Regions from separate parts of the Homo sapiens genome. Here region 2 is linked to region 1. A link is a loop called in an ENCODE intact Hi-C map of the cell type or tissue named here. Cell type or tissue: CD14-positive monocyte. All regions are shown on one strand. Links, peaks and the distances in the headings refer to the core of each region. The heading gives the core; the rest is flanking DNA.

Region 1 (11,315 bases), core at 2,130-10,129:
CCTGGATGAGCTGGAGGCCATTATTCATGACACCACATCCAGCTAATTTTTGTATTTCTTGTAGAGATGAGGTTTTGCCATGTTGCCCAGGCTGGTCTTGAACTCCTGGGCCCAAGTGACCCGCCCGCCTTGACCTCCCAAAGTGCTGGGACTGCAGGCATGAGCCACGGTGCCTGGCCCATCATAGCACTTTTGATCATTAGGATAATTCCTTCTCCTTGTCATTTTTGGACACATGCTTCCCACATGCCTCATCTTCCAGAGAGGGTTTCCACCAGGGCTGTGCTGGGAGTTAAGGCTGGAAAAGGGGAGATGGTTCCACCTGCCAGTGCCACATGAGTCTACTCAGGGCTGTAACCAGCAGGGAGGGTCCAGTGTGAGCCTCAGACTCGCATGTGGGACAGACGCCCATGTGTGACAACGCTGCAGTGAATCTGTTTCACACACATGGAGGAGGCGGCTCAGGGCTGACCATGGACCTGAGTCAATGAGCAGAGATATCCCAGTGCCATCCACAAACACAGGGGAGAAGGAGCCACAACTTCCCACTTTCATCCAAAACCCCGACCCCTCCCTGTCTGTGAGGGCCCTGGGGTTCTCCTCTGTCTCATACAGAGGCAGAAACCTCCCCCTTAGTGACCCCCAGCTTTGCAAGTCACCAGCAGCCCCTCGGCGCTGGCATCTTCTGCTTCTTAAGGTTTCCTGCCTATGACAGGAAGTCTCATTTCTCATTTTCTTCATTGGACCATGGCTACATATTTCAGACACATTATAAGTAGGTTTTCCCAGTGTTAGGAGCAGATGTGGGCTGTTGAGCACATAAGTCACTCACCGTGACTGTGCAGTCCAACACCAGGATCCACTCATGTTTCAACCCCCAAGACTTAACCCGGTCTGGAAATGTACCATGACTGAGGCCCTCCCATGACCCAGGCACCACTGGCCCCCAAAACCACTCAGGAGGGGGGTTCATGACAACAGGCTCCAAATGAGGAAACCGAGGCTCAGAGATGGGACTTACTGCCCAAGGTCATGCACGCAGGGATGAAGGTGAGCAATTCAGAAAAAATTAACTCCCTATCCCACCCCCAAATCAGAGCTCAAGACAAGTACTTGTTCCCAAAACCTTGAAGGCAGACTGAGATGCAGGGGAATGCCCAAGGAAGCGGGGCTGGGGGTGGGAGGGACGCCAAGGAGGCAGGAATGACTCAGAGGTTACTTTTAAGGGAGGGGGACCTGAACACTATTAAAAAAAATAGGAAGAAAAAAAAGAAGGGAAGTCTAAGAAGGAAACTGGAAGAAATAAAACCCATACTCCAAAGACAAAAGAAGAGTCAGCATTTCTTTATTTCTCCTTTTTTCTTCTCATTGCCAATTGCAGCTCAACTTGAATTTCACAGCCCGATGTGAGATGCGTCTCTGCTGATCTGAGCCTGTCCTGCAGCATGGACCTGCAACTTTCCTGAAGCATCTCCAGGGCTGGATGCCATGGTAAGGATCCCGCAATGCTGTGTTGATGGACAGGCTGAAGGAGGGAAGAGGACCCCACAGGGAGGCTCTGAGAAGAAGAACAAGCCCCCACTCACCCTCACTTGGACAGGACAGACTCAGAAAGGTGCTGGGTCTATCGGCTCCTACGTCCTGACCCTTGATGAGATGAGGACAGATGAGGCAAATCGCAGAAAAGGGTCAGGGAGATACCATTTCTGTATGAAGTATCTGAAGACAGCCTGGTGCCTGCCCCAGTCCCAGCCTTGGGGAAATGAAAGTCAAGCTCCCGGAGAGGGCAGTTCCCCTTCTTTTGGGGCTGATGACGGGACAACCTCGTGATGGAGAACCCAGGTTCCCAGTAGATTTACTCCATCCAGGAACGGTGGCCTCATCCATCTGCACAGCTGGGGGCTGTGGAGGAGACGCCATGACTCCCTCCCACAAACCTCTGATCTGTCTTGATAAAATTGAAAGAGGGAGAGGGGAGACTGTAGCCTGGAAGGAATCCCACCTCACAACTTGGTCCTGATTGAATAGAAGACCCCAGAGGTTCACAGAGATCCCAAGGTGGGGAGGATCTGCCCAGGGTTCAGGAGGCGAATCTCTCTCAGGAAGCTCCGTGACCCCCTCTCTAGTGTCACTCCTGTGCCTCAGTGGGATTTGGAGAGGATGCCTTAGATTAGAGGGTATTGTTCAGTGGGATTTGGAGAGGATGCCTTAGATTAGAGGGTATTGTGTCTTTCAGCAACAAAACCGTACAAAAAAACACCTGGACATTTCACATCAGTGGATAAAGCATATCTTGTGCCAAATCAGGACCAAACTGCGGTGAAATTTCGGGTTCACACTACAGTTAATCGCCTTTGAGGAAAGCATTCCAGGTTGGTGCCTATCTCTGCGATAAACGTCTCCCTTCCTGGCTACAGGTAATGGATTAAAGCGACACTGGCCGAACAGACACTGTCTTCACCCGATGATTATACTGAAAAATGGCCATAAAATTGTTCCCTCCAAATCCAATTCCCTTTGTGACAACTCTCAAAAGAAGATATACGAACGGTCCACAAACATATGAAAAACATGTATGTGTATGTGTGTATATACACACACACAGCACGGAATACTACTCAGCCACAAAAAGGGACAAAATAATGGCATTCGCAGCAACCTAGATGCAGTTGGAGACCATTATTCCAAGTGAAGTAATTCAGAAATGGAAAACCAAACATCATATGGTCTCATAAGTGGGAGCTAAACTATGAGGATGCAAAGGCATAAGAAGGATATAATGGAATCTGGGGACTCACAGGGAACAATGGGAGGGGGATGAGCGATAAAAGACTACACATTGGGTGCAGTGTACACTGCTCGGGTGATGAATGCACCAAAATCTCAAAAATCACCACTAAAGAGCTTATCCACGTAACCAAACACCACCTGTTCCCCAAAAGCTATTGAATTTTTTTTAAAAAAATAATAAATTAAAATAAATGTACTACATTAAAAACAACAACAAAATGGCAAAAATCCAATTGCACATAGCAAAATGTTTTCGTGGTCTCTGCACGCTAGAGCATGTAATTGGTCTTTGTTCCTTTCTACTGTTGAAGAATATTCCATTCTATGCCTATATCACATTTGGTTTATGCATTCACCAATTGATGGACATTTGGGTTGTTTTCACTATTTAGCTATCATGAATAATGACAAAAAAAGGACATATATTTGTTTGGGTTTTTTTATTTTTAAAAGGTTACAATTATTTATTTATTTATTTATTTACTGAGACAAAGTTTCACTCTGTCGCCCAGGCTAGAGTGGAGTTGTGAGATCTTGGCTCACTGCAACCAGTTCAAGCAAATTTTTGTGCCTCAGCCTTCTGAGTAGCTGGGATTACAGTTGTGCACCACCACAGGAGGCTATTTTTTTTAATTTTAGTAGAGACAGGGTTTCGCCGTGTAGGCCAGGCTGGTCTCGAACTCCTAGACTCAAGCCTTCCACTCGCCTCAGCCTCCCAAAGTGCTGGGATTAGAGGCGTGAGCCATCACACCATGCCAAAAGGTTATAATCATTTAAATTCGGGTTGCAACTGTATGCTTACAATTCTCTACATTTAGATTTAAAAACATTTTATTGATGGTCAATCTGGAACATAATTAATGCATCTTAATTAAGTTTCCACTGATGTATATAGAAGGCTAAAGGCTGAAGTTTTATTCACCTCTAGTAGAGTAACCAACCATAAAATCATTAGTTACTTTCAACTTCATAACTAATTGACATTTCCCAAATGAGCTGTCTTTAATCCTGATAGTTCTTTAGTTTTAAAAATATATTTGCCATGGGATGCTGATTTGCAATGGGTGTCATAATGAGAATAACCAAAATTGGGTAAACGTGACAAAATATTGACAAAATGTTTCACACCCTTAAATTACACAACGTCAATAATGAGGAGAAAGCATTGCAAAAGGAGACTACTGCAATGCTACTTATATTCTTGCAATAAAACCAGCAAAGCATCCACATCAAGAGAGTTCTCATCTCACTTCCAACTTTTTCCCCTGAAGAACAATTTGAATCTCTTTGGCACCTAAAGTCTCATAGGTCAATAAAGCTTCTGCTAGATTCTTATGCTCCTCTGCATGACTTTTCAAGATAAGTTTTGCTCATTTTTTTTAAGGTTTGCATCATTCTTCTTTATTTTTGACTTGATTTTCCATTCAACATCACCAACAAGTTTTTAGCGAAATGTAATAATTATATAATTAAACATCTTTCATGGATCACCCTATCCATCTCTACTATATAAATTTAAGATGCTAAATGTTTTAAAAATACTTCTTGATTATGGTTATTAATTGTTCACAAGTCCACTGGTAAATATTACTTATTCCTAGACTGAAACAGAGCTAAACGTCAATACTATATCTAGTTTTCATTTGTATAGATACAGGACTGAGAAAATTTGTTCATCTAAATAAATACTATGGATGGGGTAGGAAGGTGTTTTGTTATAACCATGTCATACAATTATTTGAATTTTGAATAAGTTTTGCTCATTTATATGAGTCCCTTAGAATGGTTCTTATTTCATGTTCAATAGCAGATTGAGTTTCTGGACTTAGTTTCCCTGTGTCACTGTAGGTCATAACTCCAAGCTTTTCGCTAATTCCAAATTTGATAACCATCTGCTTTGCCATTTTAGTGGCATTAGCAAAATCACTGGAAGCACCTGTTGTAATATGGTCAATTCCAAATATAAGCTCCTCTGCCACTCTTGCTCCCATACTAATGTCCATTTGTGCAAGCAGCTGGGCTCTGGTTTCATTCCATCTGTCATCACCAGGTAATGGGGACACAGGTCCAAATGTTGGCCCCTGTGGCATGATTGTAGCTTTGTTGATAGACATTTCATCTTTTGTGTAATATGCAATAATGGCATGACCAGATTCATGATAAGTTGTGATGGATTTGTTTTTGTTATCAATTTCTGTACTTCTTCTGTCAGGCCACATTATAATTTTGTCTTTGGAAAACTTCAGTTCCTTCATGGTAACCACTTCTTTTCCATCAACAGCTACAAAAGGACGTGTATTTGGTGTGATTTTATGCACATGAAATATCCAGAATAGACAAAGCCATAGAAACTGAGAGTAGACTAGTGATTTCTTAAGGCTGAGGGAAGGGAAGAACTAGGACTGACTACTTGGGGGTTCTTTCTGAGGTGATGGAAATGCTGTGGGATGAGGTAGGGATGGTGATTGCACAGCATAGTGAAGACACTAAAATCCATTTATTTGTACACTAAAAAATGGTGCATTTCATATGGTGTGAGTTATGTCACATAACTCAGTAAGTAAATAAATAATTCATATCCCGGCTTCTGCCCAGGGTTTGGGGAGCTGGAAAGAGTTTCACTAGCTGGGTGCGGTGGCTCACACCTGTAATCCCAGCATTTTGGGAGGCTGAGGTGGGTGGATTGCCTGAGGTCAGGAGTTTGAGACGAGCCTGGAAAACATAGTGAAACCCTCTCTCTACTAAAAATACAAAAAAAAAGCTGGGCATGGTGGCACATGCCCGTAATCCCAGCTACTGGGGAGGCTGAGGCAGGAGAATCACTTGAACCCAGGAGGCAGAGGTTGTAGTGAGCCAAGAACACGCCATTGCACTCCAGCCTGGGCAACAAAAGCGAAACTCCATCCCTCCCCCTCCCTCCCCCACTCCAAAAAAAGAGCTTCTCTGCAATCCTAACCATGAGTAAAACTCAGATCAACTCCATAATGTAGATTTCACCTGAGACCATCAGAAATCCGAGCTCTGGGAGCAACTGAGTAACCTGAATTCCAAGGAGGAGTAGGATGCCATGACAGGCTCTACAAAGGCAGAACACATGAGGGTGGGAGACTGCCATACAAGCTGGGAAGGAGGAATCAGATGATATTGTCATGAATTCCTCAAGAGTTAGTGTTTGCTGGCCTCCAAGAGGCAAGGATCTCTGGGAACTTAAGACAGAGAAGCACTTCACACTCACCCATGAGCTCTTTTCCGTGGGTCTCAACTGGGCATTCACAACATAGATTGGAAGTAAGGTGGAGACCCAAAATTTGTGATCAGACATGATTACCTTCCACAGTGTGTGGCCTGAAATCTCACCCCCTGCCCAGATACTTCTCCCATGTGTAGAAAAAGACTGAAGTCATTGAGAGAGGTTCAGAAAAACCAGCCAATCTCAGGCCCCAGGTAAAAACCCATTGTGGATATAAGAAGGTAGATTTAAAAGTCCCTCTATCCCTAGGAGTACTGCAGAAAATTCCTGAAACCATAATCCCAGATATACAAATGTCAGGGAAGGGACAGGAAATTCCTGCCCAAGTCAACCAAAGCTACCAAGTACAATCCAGCTGCCAAGGGGAAGAAGGACACAAACACTGAGCAAGCTCCACCCTCAAGGCCCACTCATATAGAAATTGTCCAAGACTGAGGCTGGGTGAGGACAGGAGAAATTTATACTCCCTACCATGAGCCTATCCCTGAGAAGCAAGCAAGAGCAGTCCACAGCTGGGGGAGGCACCAGGTGGAGTACAGAATTGATGCAGTGGAATCCATCCAGCTGTGGGGTCAGCAGGCCCAATGCAAGCAGGAGGGGCCCGTGAATGGGATAGCCATGGAGCAAGAAAGGAGGACATGCATGAACCCAACACCAGTGACTCCCTCTCACCAAGGACCACGTAGCCACCACTGTAGCTGAAAGTCTCACCTGTGACCAGCAGAGAGGTCTGGATGTGATGCCTGGTAGTAACTTGATGCCATGGAACACATTCCACCCACGAGGGGGCAGCAAACCTTCCTTAGTCTGAAGGATGCTTGTGCTGAAAATGGGTTTGACGGAGCTCCTCGCAGGGGTCTGTGAGCACTCAGAATGTCTGACTTGTTTAAACGAAATAACCCATGACTTATTCTCAGAATGGGAATCCAGATGCCCACAAAATCCGTGGAGGGAATGAGAACATGGCCACGTGATATTCTGGGAATGACCTGAGATATGTACTATGCAGTGGTTTGGTTTTACTGGGACTGAAAGAACATTGAAATGGCCTCTTGAAATTGGATGTATTGAACAGTTTGTGAATGAGACTCTGCAGTTTGGGGGTTCTGTTACAGTAGCTGTAAATAAGCATACAGAAAGCTGTAGATGATATACATACAGATATAGCTATAAAGACAATAAATGGACCAGGTGCGGTGGCTCACGCCTGTAATCCCAGCATTTTGGGAGGCCAGGGCAGGTGGATCACCTGAGTTCAGGAGTTCGAGACCAGCCCGATCAACATGGTGAAACGCCATCTCTATTAAAAATACAAAAATTAGCCAGGCGTGGTGCTGCTCGCCTGTAATCCCAGCTACTTGGGAGGCTGAGGCAGGAGAATCGCCTGAACCCGGGAGGCGGAGGTTGCAGTGAGCCAAGATTGCACCATTGCACTCCAGCCTGGGCAACAAGGGCAAAACTCCGTCAAAAAAATAAAAAATAATAAAAAATAAATAAAACAATAAATCATGGTATGTCTTTTGACAGGTAGAATGCATGGGCTTGGGAGTAAAGTGAGAGTTTAATGAACAGCATCTATCACTAACTTTACAGATGACACACTTGGGAGATGTGCACATCCTGTGACTGCACTTTTAGGTGACCCTGGGTTAGAAGATCTGCCTGGTAAGAAACCACTACCAGGGAACAACACAAAAATTACTCTGTACCTAAAATGATGATGTAGCTGGTTTTCCTTGGGTTTCCTCATTACAGTACATCAGCAGGTAAGGAGAAAGATATCATACTGGCCTGGGTAATTTTCTTTAACGATGAGGAGGAGGATTTGGTGAAGAGAGGGTGGTTGGGCAGCTTAGATAATTCACTGTGGCAGTGATGAATTCTCCATAGCTGGAGGTAACCATGACTGGGGTTGGGGTTTGCACTGTGTCTCCAAAAAGGTATGTTGACATCCTAACCTCCCGTAGCTGTGAATATGAACTTATTTGGAAATAGGATCTTTGCAGGTATAATTAGTTAAGATGTGGTCATGCTGGCTTCGGGCAGGATCTAAATCCAATATTGCTCACATCTTTATAAGACATGAAGAAGACACACAGAGAAGAATAGGATGCCATGTGAAGATGGAGGCAGAGATTAGAATGAGAAGTCTGTAAACCAAGGAATGCCAAGAAATGCCAGCAAGGACCAAAGTCTAAGAAAAAGGCACAAAAGTGGCCGGGCGTGGTGGCTCATGCCTGTAATCCCAGCACTTTGGGAGGCCGAGGCGGGCAGATCATGAGGTCAGGAGATCGAGACCATCCTGGCTAACATGGTGAAACCCCGTCTCTACTAAAAATACAAAAAAATTATCCGGGTGTGGTGGCGGGCACCTGTAGTCCCAGCTACTGGGGAGGCTGAGGCAGGAGAATGGCATGAACCCGGGAGGCGGAGCTTGCAGTGAGCCGAGATCGCGCTACTGCAGTCCAGCCTGGGAGACAGAGCGAGATTCCATCTAAAAAAAAAAAAAAGAAAGAAAGAAAGAAGGAAAAAGCACAGAAGTTTCTTCTTCAGAGCCTCTAGAAAGAAGAAATTATATGAACATTTTGATTTTTTATTTCTGGCCTGCAGAACTCTGAGAGAATAAGTTTATCTTCTTTTTATTCAATACTTTGTGATAATTTGTTATATCAGCCTCCAAGAAACTAACACAATGGGCAACTCCCACAAGAAAGCCTGAAACAGGCACAATAATCAGGTGCTCAGATGCCTCAAGGTTGAAATTTATGTTTATTTCATTGGGCCGATAGTTGAGACAAGTAGAGTTTCTCATGCGAACTCTGGCAGAAGGTAAGCAGAACCTAGAGAGGGTGATAGACAGCAAAGCTGGTAAATATAAAGGATGACCTCGGGGTCAATTACAACAGAGAACACTGTACTTCTCCCCATTCACACCCATATGCTTTGTTTGCCTCATTTGTAGATAAATGTGTCCAGTGTGTTGTTGCTTTGGCAGCACATATACCAAAATCGGAATGATACAGAGAAGATCAGCATGGCAGCTGCACAAGGATATTAACAAATTTCATGAAGCATTTTATATATATATATATTTTTTTAATGTGTCCAGCAAAGACCTGGAAGAAGTTATAGTGTGAAAAGACATGAACATGAAGTTCATGGGGCTATGAGCAGGGCAAAGTGTGGACTGCAACAGACAGGACAGACCCTGGTGATGCCCCATCGATGTTGCCTGGATCATGTCTTTTTTTTTTTTTTTTTTTTTTTTGAGACAGGCAGAGTTTTGCTCTTGTTGCCCAGGCTAGAGTCCAATTTTTGAGATGGAGTCTCACTCCGTCACCAGGCTGGAGTGCAGTGGCGCAATCTCGGCTCACTGCAACCTCCGTCTGCCGGGTTCAACTGATTCTCCTGCCTCAGCCTCCTGAGTAGCTGGGACTACAGGCGTGCACCACCACACTGGGCTAATTTTTGTATAATAGTGTGAGTTAATACTTAATAAACACTCGTATATATATATATATACACACACACATATATATATGGTGTATATACATATATATGTATGTGTATATATACACACATATATATACACACACATATATATACACACATGCATATATATACACACATATATGATTTTATATATATATATGTATACACACACACACACACCAGGCTAATTTTTGTATAATAGTGTGTTAATACTTAATAAACACCCATATAGATATGGTGTATATACATATATATGTATGGTATATATATGTAGGGTATATATATACACACATATACACACACATATATACACACAAACATATATGTACACACATATATATACACACACATATATATACACACATATATGTACACACACATATATTTTTTGATATGTGTACATATATATACACCAGATACGATTATATATATATACACACAAACATATATATACACACATATATATACACAGAAACATATATATACACACATATATACACACAAACATATATATACACACACATATATATACACACACATATATACACACACATATATACATACACATATATACATACACATATATATACACACAAACATATATACACACACATATATATACACACATATATACACACACATATATACATACACATATATATACACACATATATACATATATATTTTTTGATATGTGTATATATACACACATATATATACCCCAGATATGATTTTATATATATACACACATATATATACACACATATATATAAACAAACATATATATACACACACATATATATACACACAAACATATATACACACACATATATACACACACATATACACACACATATATATACACACAAACATATATGCACACACATATATACACACACATATACACACACATATACACACACATATATACACACACATATATACACACACATATACATATATATTTTTGACATGTGTATATATACACACATATATATACACCAGATACGATTTTACACACACACACACACACATATATACGCCATTAGTTGTGTCCCTCTAGAGAACCCTAATACACAGCGTGTCACACTAGCGCAGGCACAGGCCATCACTCTTGTGAACACCCAAGGCACCGTTTCCACTTCAGCTCGGTCCCTGAGGGTCAGGATGCATCTGCCACTGGGAAAGGTGGATCGAGTGGCTCTAGGCAGCTTGGCACGACAGGGTAGTGTAGAGCAACAGCTCAGCCTGGGGATGGCAGGCCACCAGGCAAGGCTGGCTCAGCAGTGACAATCCCTCAGCAGTGAAAGGATGCTGCGGCTACGTGTCCCCCAGAGATCCAGAAGTAGATCCCATTCCACAATGGCATAGTGCCAGAGCCGTGATGGCCGTGGACAGTGGGGCACAGTGTCAGTCTTTTCTCCTGGGTGAGTGCAGCTGTGTGGAATCTGGGTAGCTCCGTCAGCTGTGCTTAGTGTCTGTGAAAGGGAATCTCCAATGGTGAGATCTACAGGTGTCCAAAGTGTTGATGGAAGCTGCTAGGTCTTTTTCTCAGCTTTTTCCAGCAAGGAGAAGTCCCTCTTTATTCCAAGCTGATCCTGACTGAAGGATGGGGTGATAGAGGTGCAGTGCTACTTTCATTTATTACGTGGCCATCCTGTGATTTTTAATGAAATGGCTAAAATGGCAGACATAGAATTCAGAATCTGGATGCCAAACTAAGATCACTGAGGTTCAGAAGAAAGTTGAAACCCAATCCAAGGGATATAAGGAACCCAGTAAA
Region 2 (11,315 bases), core at 1,893-9,892, 51 kb before region 1:
TACAGCTATTCTTAGGCAAAAACATTACTATAGCTATTACTATACTTATTATTATGTAGAAACATTCTACAGAAAAGAATGTTTCCTGTGTAACACTTCAGATAAACAAAAGAGATCTTGCTTCTTGCCTTCATTTCCACGTTTTTGATGTGGAGATTTTGTTCTTTTCCCATTCCTCATATTTGAGGGGTTTTTTGTTTTTTAATTTTGTTTTTAACAGTAGTAAACTGATAGGCTTTGAACATATTCATTAGTTTTAATACACTACCTATATTATTTGATTCTATAAATATTCCACATTTTGCCATTGGGAACTTTTCATGATAGACTTTATGTTCAGGTAACATGAATCTGATGGTATGTGGTGATGTCTTTGCTTTCTTGCATGATAAGAAGTTCTGACTTCATCTCCTGTATTTTCTCTCCGAATGTGGAGTCAGCTATTTCTCTAGGATGAAATTTAGAATTTTTGACCATACATATTTTAAGAATTAAACATTTTTGAGGGTGTATTCACTTATGTTTTACTATATATAGTCAAAATTATATAATAATATTAACTATATGTCACTACATAATATATAATTTGATTTAAAAGTATACATTTATTATATAATATGATAAATAATATATGCATTATAAAATATATGGTCAAGTAATTTTGCTTACATTCTAGTACAAATAATTCTTCCTTGTTTAGTAATGCCCTAATTTGATAGGAACTCAATTCTATTTCCTTTTTTAAGGTATTATCTTTAGATTTATAAGTTATATTTAAAAATATTTTATAGTATAGACATTCAGGAATATGTTTATATATGTATATATATATATTTTTAAACGGAGTCTTGCTCGTCGCCCAGGCTAGAATGCTGTGGGTGGCAAGCCACCCAGGTGCCGAGGCAAGAGACAGAGGACACGAGCTGTTCCAGTATAATAAAATATAAAACAAGAATAGTTATACCAGATATAGATCTTAGTTATGATTATATATGAATATCATTAATCATTTGTTTGTAGCAGTTACCCTTTATCCCAATATTATAATAATCCTCCCTCTGTAATCATAACCTAGGAAAAGCCAGGCCATACAGAGATAGGAGCTGAGGGGACACAGTGAGAAGTGACCAGAAGACAAGAGTGCGAGCCCTCTGTCATGCCCGGACAGGGCCACCAGAGGGCTCCTTGGTCTAGCGGTGACGCCAGCGTCTGGGAAGACGTCCGTTGCCAAGCGGACCGTGGTCTAGCGGTAGCGTAAGTGGCAAGGAACAACACCCGCTACTTAGCAGACTGGGGAAGGGAGTCTCCCTTTCCCCGGGGGAGTTTAGAGAAGACTCTGCTCCTCCACCTCTTGTGGAGGGCCTGACATCAGTCAGGCTCGCCCGCAGTTATCCGGAGGCCTAACCGTCTCCCTGTGATGCTGTGCTTCGGTGGTCACGCTCCTAGTCCGCCTTCATGTTCCATCCTGTACACCTGGCTCTGCCTTCTAGATAGCAGTAGTAAATTAGTGAAAGTACTAATAGTCCCTGATATGCAGAAATAATGGCGTAAGCTGTCTTTCTCTCTGTCTCCTCTCCCTCTCTGCCTCGGCTGCCAGGCAGGGAAGGGCCCCCTGTCCAGTGGACACGTGACCCACGTGACCTTACCTATCATTGGAGGTGACTCACACTCTTTACCCTGCCCCTTCTGCCTTGTATCCAATAAATAACAGCGCAGCCCAACATTCGGGGCCACTACCGGTCTCCGCGCATTGGTGGTAGTGGTCCCCCGGGCGCAGCTGCCTTTTCTTTTATCTCTTTGTCTTGTGTCTTTATTTCTACACTCTATCGTCACCACACACAGGGAGAGACCCACCGACCCTGTGGGGCTGGTCCCTACAAATGCAGTGGCACAGTCTCAGCTCACTGCAATCTCCACCTCCCAGGTTCAAGCAATTCTCCTGTCAGAGCCTCCCGAGTAGCTGGGATGACAGGAGTGTGCCACCATGCCCAGCTAATCTTTTTATTTTCAGTAGAGGTGGGGTTTCACCATGTTGGCCAGGCTGGTCTTGAACTCCTGATCTTGCGATTCGCCCACCTCAGCCTCCCAAAGGTATGTTTATATTTCTATACCAAAACAAGAAACAAGACACAATGATGTCAGTCTAGCTTTATTCTGTCTCCTCTGCACTGTTTTCTCTCTCTCTCTCAACTACCCACTTTTAAAGGTATTGATTAATCTTTCATTTTAAAAAATAGATTACAAAATACACACACAATGACATAACACTATACCATTTTTCTCTGGTTCTGAGTAAAATAAAGTTAACTGTTGATAACGTCCTGAATCTTTCTTTTTCTTTTCTCCCTGCCACCCCAACTACACAACTACACGTCTTGGAAGGTCAGCCTTCAAGATAACTCATTCATCTCACCCACAGCTGCCCAGGACTCCACTGTGGGGAGGCCCAGGAATTTATTGAGTCTTTCTTTGATTGAAATTAAGTGGGTTCAAGTCATTGTAGTTTTACAAATCATAATTTTGGAATAAATAGCTTTGTAATTGTACAAGTTTGTTCTTAATGTTTGTATTCACCTGGAATAATGAGTTTCGTGAGAAAAAGGCATTTTCTGGGTGTCAGGCCTCTGAGCCCAAGCTAAGCCATCATATCCCCTGTGACCTGCACATACACATCCAGATGGCTGGTTCCTGCCTTAACTGATGACATTCCACCACAAAAGAAGTGAAAATGGCTTGTTCCTGCCTTAACTGATGACATTATCTTGTGAAATTCCTTCTCCTGGCTCATCCTGGCTCAAAAGCTCCTCTACGGAGCACCTTGTGACCCCCACACCTGCCCACCAGAGAACAACCCCTCTTTTTCCTTTACCTACCCAAATCCTATAAAATGGCCCCACCCCTATCTCCCTTCGATGACTCTCTTTTTGGACTCAGCCCACCTGCACCCAGGTGATTAAAAGCTTTACTGCTCACACAAAGCCTGTTTAGTGGTCTCTTCACACGGAAGCGCATGAAACCGGGTACAGTGAAAACACTCAATTGTATTTTTCAGTCTACAGATTCCTCTGATGAAAATAGAATCAAACTCCAACATCTCCTCTAAATGGAGATGGTTTCTGTTAACTTAAATTGGAGTATTACCTTTCTCATTCAGACCGCTGCTGGAATCCTTGGAAATTCTCTACTCCTTTACTTTTATAGCTTTACTTTTGTCCCCACACAAATAGTGAGACCCAGAGACCTGATTCTCAGCCAGCTGGTCTTAGCCAACAACCCGGTTCTTTTCTCTAAAGGGATCCCTCAGACAGTGGCGGCTTTTGGATTGAAACCTTTCCTGGATGAGGCTGGATGTAAACTTGTCTTCTACCTACACAGAGTGGCCAGAGGGGTTTCCCTCAGCACCACCTGCCTCTTCAGTGGCTTCCAGGCCATGAAGCTTCACCCCAGTATCTCTGGGAAGATGGAACTCTGAATTAGATCCCCAAAGTTTATAGTTTTCTGCTGTTTCCTCTGTTGGATCTTGAATCTTGTTGTAAATATTTATACTGCAAAGTAAATAACTGACCCAATAAAGAGCAAAAACATGAGTATGGAAAAAATGTATAGATACTGCTCCTCACCCTATCCAGGAAGATCGCTGTATGTAATAGTTGCAGTCATTTACTGCTGCACAGATGGTATATGTGTCTCCCGTATATGTGTCTCCCTCATGATCTGCACCAGCAGCTCCATGGTCCTCGTCCTGCATAGATACAAGCAGAGAGTCCAACATGTTCGCAGCCGCAACCTCTCCCGCAGAACATCTCATGAAACCACAACCACACACACCATCCTCATCCTGGTGAGCATGTTTGTCTCCTCTCATGCTCTAGCTGATATTTTGTCATTGTGCGTAACCCAGATTCAGAATCCAAGCCAATGGCTGAGAAGTACCTCTTTCCTGGCGTCTGCAGGATTCCCGACATTCAGCCCCTTTGTGTTCATTGTCAGTGACGCCCGAGTGTCACGGTTCTACTTTGTGTGCTAGATAAGGAAGAGAAATGCCCCAGGTATGGTCTCTGGGCTATAAATTGCCTCCAGACCATTGCATCCTCTATTTAATCACTTCCTCCACCCCGGTGTTTGAAGGCTCACACATCAGGCCTGTGAAGGTACACCCACACGCTGCCCTGGCCATTCAGAATCCCCAAACCTCCCACTCTGGGGTATGCAAGTGCACAGCAAAGACTCCACTTGGGAGCAATTATGCAACAGCTTGTATTCAAGTAATCTCACATGAAATAACATTAAAATGAAATTAAGTATAATAAAACCCAACATCTGGACAGAGTTTATTTTTGGAAGAAGTTTAATCAAAGGCAGCCATAAGCATGTAAATAAATTCCAACTCATTTACTCATTGTAAATTATTTTTATTTGTAACATTTATTTGTAAAAATTATTTGTAAACTCATTGTAAATTAAAATATTAAATTTACAATGGACATGCAAAAAAAGACTTGTAAATAAATGCATTATGTAGTAATACTAATTTCTTTATTGGGTCTCAAAGGAAACTTTTAACTTAAGACACTTTTATTTTACCAACAAATAACAATATTTCTCTCAGAATTATTCTTTGTAACACCACAACGGCTGTAACCCATCCAACTTCACTCAAAGAAAGTGAAGTAAGTGCTCTAAAGAAAAAAATATCCTGGCCGGGCACGGTGGCTCACACCTGTAATCCCAGCACTTTGGGAGGCCAAAGCAGGTGGATCACCTGAGGTGAGGAATTCGAGACCAGCCTGACCAACAGGGTGAAATCCTGTCTCTACTAAAAATACAAAAATTAACTGGGCGTGGTGGCTCATGCCTGTCATCCAGCTACTTGGGAGACTGAGACAGGAGAATCACTTGAACATGGGTAGCAGAGGTTGCAGTGAGCTGAGGTCAGGCTGTTGCACTCCAGCCTGGGTGACAGAGCGAGACTCCATCTCAAAGTAAAAGAAAAGAAAAAGATGAGAGAAGCTCATACCTTCAGAACTGAAACATAGGGAAAGAGGAAGCAGAAATTAAAGCAAATCGAAATTTCATTGCGTCATACGGTCAGGAAGGCAACGAAACAAAAGTTTGCAGAAGGGCTAAAAGTCACTGTCAGGAACTGCATTAACGTCATTACATTTAGGGTTTTTTGTGGGTTTTCTTTTTAGATTTTAGCAAAAAATTCATGAAGCAACTCTAAAATACTTATACTTCAATATGGTAAATTAAATTTATATTAGGACTTCAAATATAATCTTTTCCTCTCTGTTCTGAGTGTCATGCTTGTGACATTGATAGAAGGTGGACTCTAGGCAATAAAAGAAAAAATTCAATTTTTTACTGATAAATTCAGGTACAATAACCGCCTGTTATTTTATTGTGGACCATTTTTTCTCTTTTTTTTTTTTTTGAGACGAAGCTTCTCTCTGTCGCCTAGGCTGGAATGCAGTGGCACCATCTCGGCTCACTGCAACCTTCACCTCCTGGGTTCAAGTGATTCTCCTGCCTCAGACTCCCCAGTAGCTGGGATTACAGGTGCCCACCATCATGCCCGGCTAATTTTTAATTTTTAATAGAGATGGGGTTTCACCATGTTGGCCAGGCTTGTCTCGAACTCCTGACCGCAGGTGATCTGTCCGCCTTGGCCTCACAAAGTGCTAGGATTACAGGCGTGAGTCACCGCACCTGGCCCATTTTCTCTTCATGATAATTCATGAGTAGCTGGGATTACAGGCACCCACCACCATGCCCAGCTAAGTTTTTGTATTTTCAGTAGAGACGGTGTTTCACCATGTTGGCCAGGCTGGTCTCAAACTCCTGACCTCAGGTGATCCACCCGCTTCGGCCTCCCAAAGTTCTGAGATTACAGGCGTGAGCCACCTCACACGGCTTTATTGTTGTTGTTGTTTTTAATGTTACTCTATTTTTTTAGATTCAGGCGCTACACGCGCAGGTTCCTTACATGGATGCATTGCGTTCTGGTGGGGTTTAGGTGTCTAGTGCTCGCATTACCCATACGGCTCACCAGATATTACGGGGGAGGCAGAGGGGACACTCCCCCATCCCCAAAAGCCTAAATAACATCAAAAATCTTCCACATGGGGCCCAGGTGAAGGTCTCTGCAGGATCCCCCAGCTTGGGTGGGCTCAGCTGTCACCCAGGGGTCCGGTGCGGGGACTGGTAACCCATGGGCCTGTCGGTTGGAGCGGGGGTCTCACCTGCTTGCCCATCGCTGAGCTCCACCACTATCCAAGGAAAGATGAAGGCGCCAAAAGCAAAGCCTTTGGTTAGTGTGACAGCTCTGCAGTATTAGCAGCTGTTTACTGTTACAGCCTGTGTGACCGCTCTTGGAGCCCTGATCACAGACTGCCCCGCCCCGCTGTCTCTCCGACTGTCTCAGCAACCTCTCGCTGTCTAGCCCAGTGCCACCTCTCCGTGTCTTTCACCCATTGCCACCCCTCCGCTGATCACTGTCACCATCTCTGCTGTCTAGCCATCTCGCCTCTCTCCTAATTGTCCCTGCCTCTGCGGAAAGTCTCTCTGCCTCTCACTCGCTGTCTCCGTCATCCCTTCCTGGTAACTAGATGATGCGGGGAAGGGGAGCTCCCAAATCGGGGCATAGCCCAGAAGAGTTCTTGGCTTTGCCTAAGAAAGAATTTAGGCCGGTCGCGGTGGTCCACACCTGTCATCCCAGCACCTTGGAAGGCTGAGGCGGGCAGATCATTTGAGGTCAGGAGTCTGAGACCAACCTGGCCAACACGGTGAAACCCCGTCTCTACTAAAGACTACAAAAATTAGCAGGGTGTGGTGGCTGGTGCCTGTAATTCCAGCTACTTCGGAACCGAGGCAGGAGAATCGCTTGAACTCCGGAGGCAGAGATTGCAGCGAGCCGAGATGGCGCCATTGCACTTCAACCTGGGTGACAGAGTAAAACTCTATCTCAAAAACAAAAAAAAAAGGAATTTAAGGGTGAGCTGGTGTTACACAACCCCTTAAGGGTTACGGCAACCTCTAGTCAAGTGGCCGAGCACAGCAGCAGCAGAGGTACTGCTCCTAGGGTGGCAGGGCTGCCCCACAGGCGGTGTGCCCAGAATAGCAGCTCAGAAACACACCTGCAGCCACTCTTGTACCTGCTTTTAATTATATGCAAATTAAAGGTCAGGTATGCAGAAATTCCTAGAAAAAGGGCGGTAACTTCCGGTCAGTGGGTCTTTGCCGTGGAAAAGGGCGGTACCTTCCGGGGGTTGCCATGGCAACGGTAAACCGGGATGCCACACTGGTGGGCGTGTCTTAAGAAGAGCTGCTTCCACCCTCTGCCCTGTTTTAGCTAGTTCTCAATCTGGTGTGGTGTCTGAGTCCCCGCCTCCAAAGTCCCACATCCTACCTCAGAACTTCTGAGAAAGCCTTTTCCCCTTCCGCCCTGGCCTTTCCCATCCGAATAAGAAGGAGCTGCCTGGAAGTGACCCCCAAAGCCCTTTCATTTCTGACCTTCTGGGGCATCTGGGTTGCGGCTCATCCTAGACCTGCTGCCGTCCCCCAGCCCTCCCTTGGCCTGGTCAGCTCCTACCAATAACTGTGTGTTGCAAGGGTTAGAAAGCCAGGAGAGGCAGCTGCAGGTACATGTAATTGTAATTGTATCCATCAATGTTGGGGTCTGAGATTCGTGAGATGAAGCCACAGTATTAGGAGAAAGCAAAGATTTGTAAAAACCCCACTGTTTAGAATCTCCCCTCTCTCACACATCACACACTGTTTCAGATTTTCTACTAAAAGCAACACCCAGCACAGCTGTGCATGACTCCCAGGCCCCTACCCTGTCCTGCAGGATATGTGATGAGCAGAGGAAGGAGAGCAGGCTGGATCAGGAGGATTTGGGGTCCAGCCAGACTCAGACATGGGGAAGACGCTGGGGCTGATGGAGGAGGAAGAGAGGCAAGCAAGTTGGAGAGAGGACAGATGGACGCTCCCTTGGGAGCTCTTATTTCTCATTTCCAAGAGCCCCTGAGGATGAAGCCCCTCACCCACACATGCGGGGTCCCTGGGTCCTCTTATGACAGGACAGGAGGCTGCTCGGGCCTCGGTGGGATCTGACTGGGATGAGGCTGGGGTCCGCCCCAGACCTGCTCCTTTAGAGAGAAGCACCCCACTTGTGGGTGCACCTCACACCGCCCCTCCTGTGCTCACCTGAAGGCCTCTGTGCTCAGGGAACCCCTGAGAGTAAGGAGGGGCCACGCACCTGCTCCCTGGATGAGTTAGGGAGTTATTCACAGCGCGGCTTGTGTGTCATTCATTTCTACCCTGCCTTTTCTGTGCACACTTGTCTATTGTTACTCTCTGTTCTTCTGAAACATTTAAAGCAATACATGAATATATAAACTTATCATTTTAATTTGGGACATGATTTCATTTATATATTTGCTTTAGAAAATAGTTTCTTATTTATGTTAAGTTTTCCTATCCTAAACTTTTAAAATTGAGGTTTATTGATGAACTTAAGAAGTGTCTTGAAATTTTATTTATAAGAATTTTATATATTTATTTCAATTTAAACAATTATTCAATCACTTGAATAATCTGTAAATGAGGTCTTTGATTCCTTATAAATAAAAGCTAGGTATACATGATACAGTAATTGGTTTGAGTTCATTTACTTTATTTTATACCAACTTACTACAGAATTTCTTAATTCCAATTATTTTCAATTGATCCCCTCTAATTTACTAATAAAATGTACATAACTCACACAAAAGTTGAAATTTCACTTTATTTCTAAATTGCATTCCAATTGCTGTCTCCCAGGCTGGAGTGCAGTGGCGTGATCTCGGCTCACTGCAAGCTCCACCTCCCGGGTTCACGCCATTCTCCTGCCTCAGCCTCCCGAGTAGCTGGGACTACAGGTGCCCGCCACCACGCCTGGCTAATTTTTTGTGTTTTCAGTAGAGACAGGGTTTCACCATGTTAGCCAGGATGGTCTCGATCTCCTGACCTTGTGATCCACCCGCCTCAGCCTCCCAAAGTGCTGGAATTACAGGCGTGAGCCACCGCGCCGGGCGGATTATTCTCTAGTTCTTTTAGTTGTGATGTTAGGTTGTTAATTTGAGATCACCCATCACCACACCTGGCTAATTCTTTTGTATTTTTAGCAGAGACGGGGTTTCACCATGTTGGCCAAGCTGGTCTTGAACTCCTGACCTCGTAATCCACCTGCCTCAGCCTCCCAAAGTGCTGGGATTAGAGGCGTGAGCCACTGCAACTGGCCTATATGTCTATTTTTATACCAGTGTCATGCTCTTTTGGTTACTATAGCCTTGTAAACTTTGAGTCAGTTAATGTGATGTCTCTAGCTTTGCTCTTTTTGCTTAGGATTGCTATGGCTGTTTGGGCTCTTTTTTTGGCTCAATATAACTTTTAAGGTTTCTTTTTCTAAGTCTGTGAAAAATGAAGGTATTTTTGTAAGGACTGCATTAAATCTGTAGATTGCTTTGGGCAATGTGGTCATTTTAATCATAGTAATTATTCTGATTTATGAGAATGGGATGTTTTTCCATCTGTTTGTGTCTTCTACAATTTCTTTCATCACTGGTTTGAAGTTTTCCTTGTAGAAATCTTTCACCTCCTTGGTTAAATATATTCCCAGGTGTTTTATTTTTGTGCACCCACTGTCCATGGGATTGCCTCCTTGACTTGGTTCTCAGCTTCGTCATTATTGGAGTACAGAAATGCTACTGATTTCTGTACTTTGATTCTATATCCTGAAACTTTACTGCATTTCTTTATCAAATCTAAGAGTGTTTTGGCTGAGTCTTTAGGGTTTTTGAGGTATAAGATAATATCATCAGCGAACAGAAATAATTTCACTTTTTTTTTTTCCAATTTAGATGTGTTTTATTTCTTTGTCTTGCCTGATTGCTCTGGCAAGGACCTCCAGTACTACGTTGAAGAGTGGTGACAGTGCACATCTTTGTCATGCTCCAGTTCTTAGGGGGAATGCTTTCTATTTTTCCCTGTTTGCGATATTGGCTGGGATTTCGTCACCTATCGCCTTTAGTATTTTGAGGTATGTCCCTCTGTACCTTGTTTGTTGGGAATTTTTATCATGAAGGGATGCAGGATTTTATCAAATGCTTTTTCTGCACCTCTGTGACATAATCATAGAGACTGAAACCAGAATCCTCTCATGTCCCAACCCCTCATGTCTTAATCTAGTCTAGACATTAACCGTGATTGAGCCTCTCCCATGACCCAAGCACGGCTGACCCCCACATCCGCTGTGATGAGTGAGGTTCATGACAACAGGCTCCACACAGGGAAACTGAGGCTCAGAGATGAGACAGTACTGCCCAAGATCACACAAGCCGTAGATAATAATCGGGAATTACATAGAAATCAACTCCCCACCAGCCGGGCGCAGTGGCTCACGCCTGTAATCCCAGCACTTTGGGAGGCCGAGGTAGGCGGATCATGAGGTCAGGAGATCGAGACCATCCTGGCTAACATGGTGAAACCCTGTCTCTAATAAAAATACAAAAAAATTAGCCGGGCGTGGTGGCGGACGCCTGTAGTCCCAGCTACTCGGGAGGCTGAGGCAGGAGAATGGTATGAACCCGGGAGGTGGAGCTTGCAGTGAGCCGAGATAGCGCCATTGCACTCCAGCCTGGGCGACAGAGCGAGACTCGGTCTCAAAAAAAAAAAAAAGGAAAGAAAGAAAGAAAGAAAGAAATCAACTCCCCACTCAGCAAACCAGAGCCCAAACCTAAGTAATGTACCCACAAAAATTAAAAAATAAATAGATACATAAGAATGAAAATTTTAAAACAAAGCCTAAGTAATTACTCCGAAAATGTTGAACATGGATTGAGGTATAGAGGGAAGCCCAAAGAAACAGAAGGCACAGTGGAGGCAGAAAAGATTCAGAGGTTTGTTACTGGAGGTGGGGTGGAGGTGGACGCTGTTGCAAAAAAAAAAAAAAAAAAAAAAAATTAAGGGAAGTACAAGAAAGAGAGTACTATTGGTTAGAAAGAAAACACTCCAGGGCCACTAAAGGGTCATGATTTCCTCCCCTATTTCCCTGCATTTCTCCTCTGTGCTCATTGCCACATGCAGCTCAGCCTGGGCTACACAGCCAGGTGTCAGATGTGTCTCTGCTGATCTGAGTCTGCCTGTGGCATGGACCTGCATCTTCCCTGAAGCATCTCCAGGGCTGAAAAATCACTGACCATGGTAAGGACCCCGCAACGCTGAGCTCATGGACGGGCTGAAGGAGGGAGGGAGACCCCATGGGGAGGCTCTGA

Evidence for each region. Peaks named below come from ENCODE experiments on the same cell type or tissue, not always from the same donor. Only the 100,000 strongest peaks of a DNase experiment are listed, where the experiment ranks them.
Region 2: a loop joins it to region 1, with 1.8 times the contacts of the local background. A loop is called at or near these places in 3 of 110 quality-filtered maps.

The regions. Positions count from the first base shown.
Region 1 is chr19:54,261,762-54,273,076 of GRCh38, reverse strand. It overlaps the pseudogene RNU6-1307P and the pseudogene LOC100420187. Among named protein-coding and RNA genes, the nearest start is that of LILRB5, 10 kb to the right of the region's middle. RefSeq lists a silencer at 6,668-6,962. In CD14-positive monocyte, for the core only: CTCF peaks have their summits at 6,621 and 6,820 (motif pointing right); DNase peaks (open chromatin) are centred at 3,916 and 6,826; H3K4me3 peaks cover 1,274 bases; H3K27ac peaks cover 1,588 bases.
Region 2 is chr19:54,312,946-54,324,260 of GRCh38, reverse strand. LILRA5 (leukocyte immunoglobulin like receptor A5) reads left to right here and starts at 11,095. Exons shown (of 7, transcript NM_021250.4): 1 at 11,095-11,244. The coding sequence starts at 11,242. It also overlaps the pseudogene VN1R104P. In CD14-positive monocyte, for the core only: no CTCF peak of the experiment used is centred there; DNase peaks (open chromatin) are centred at 5,100, 7,000 and 7,310; H3K4me3 peaks cover 3,620 bases; H3K27ac peaks cover 3,900 bases.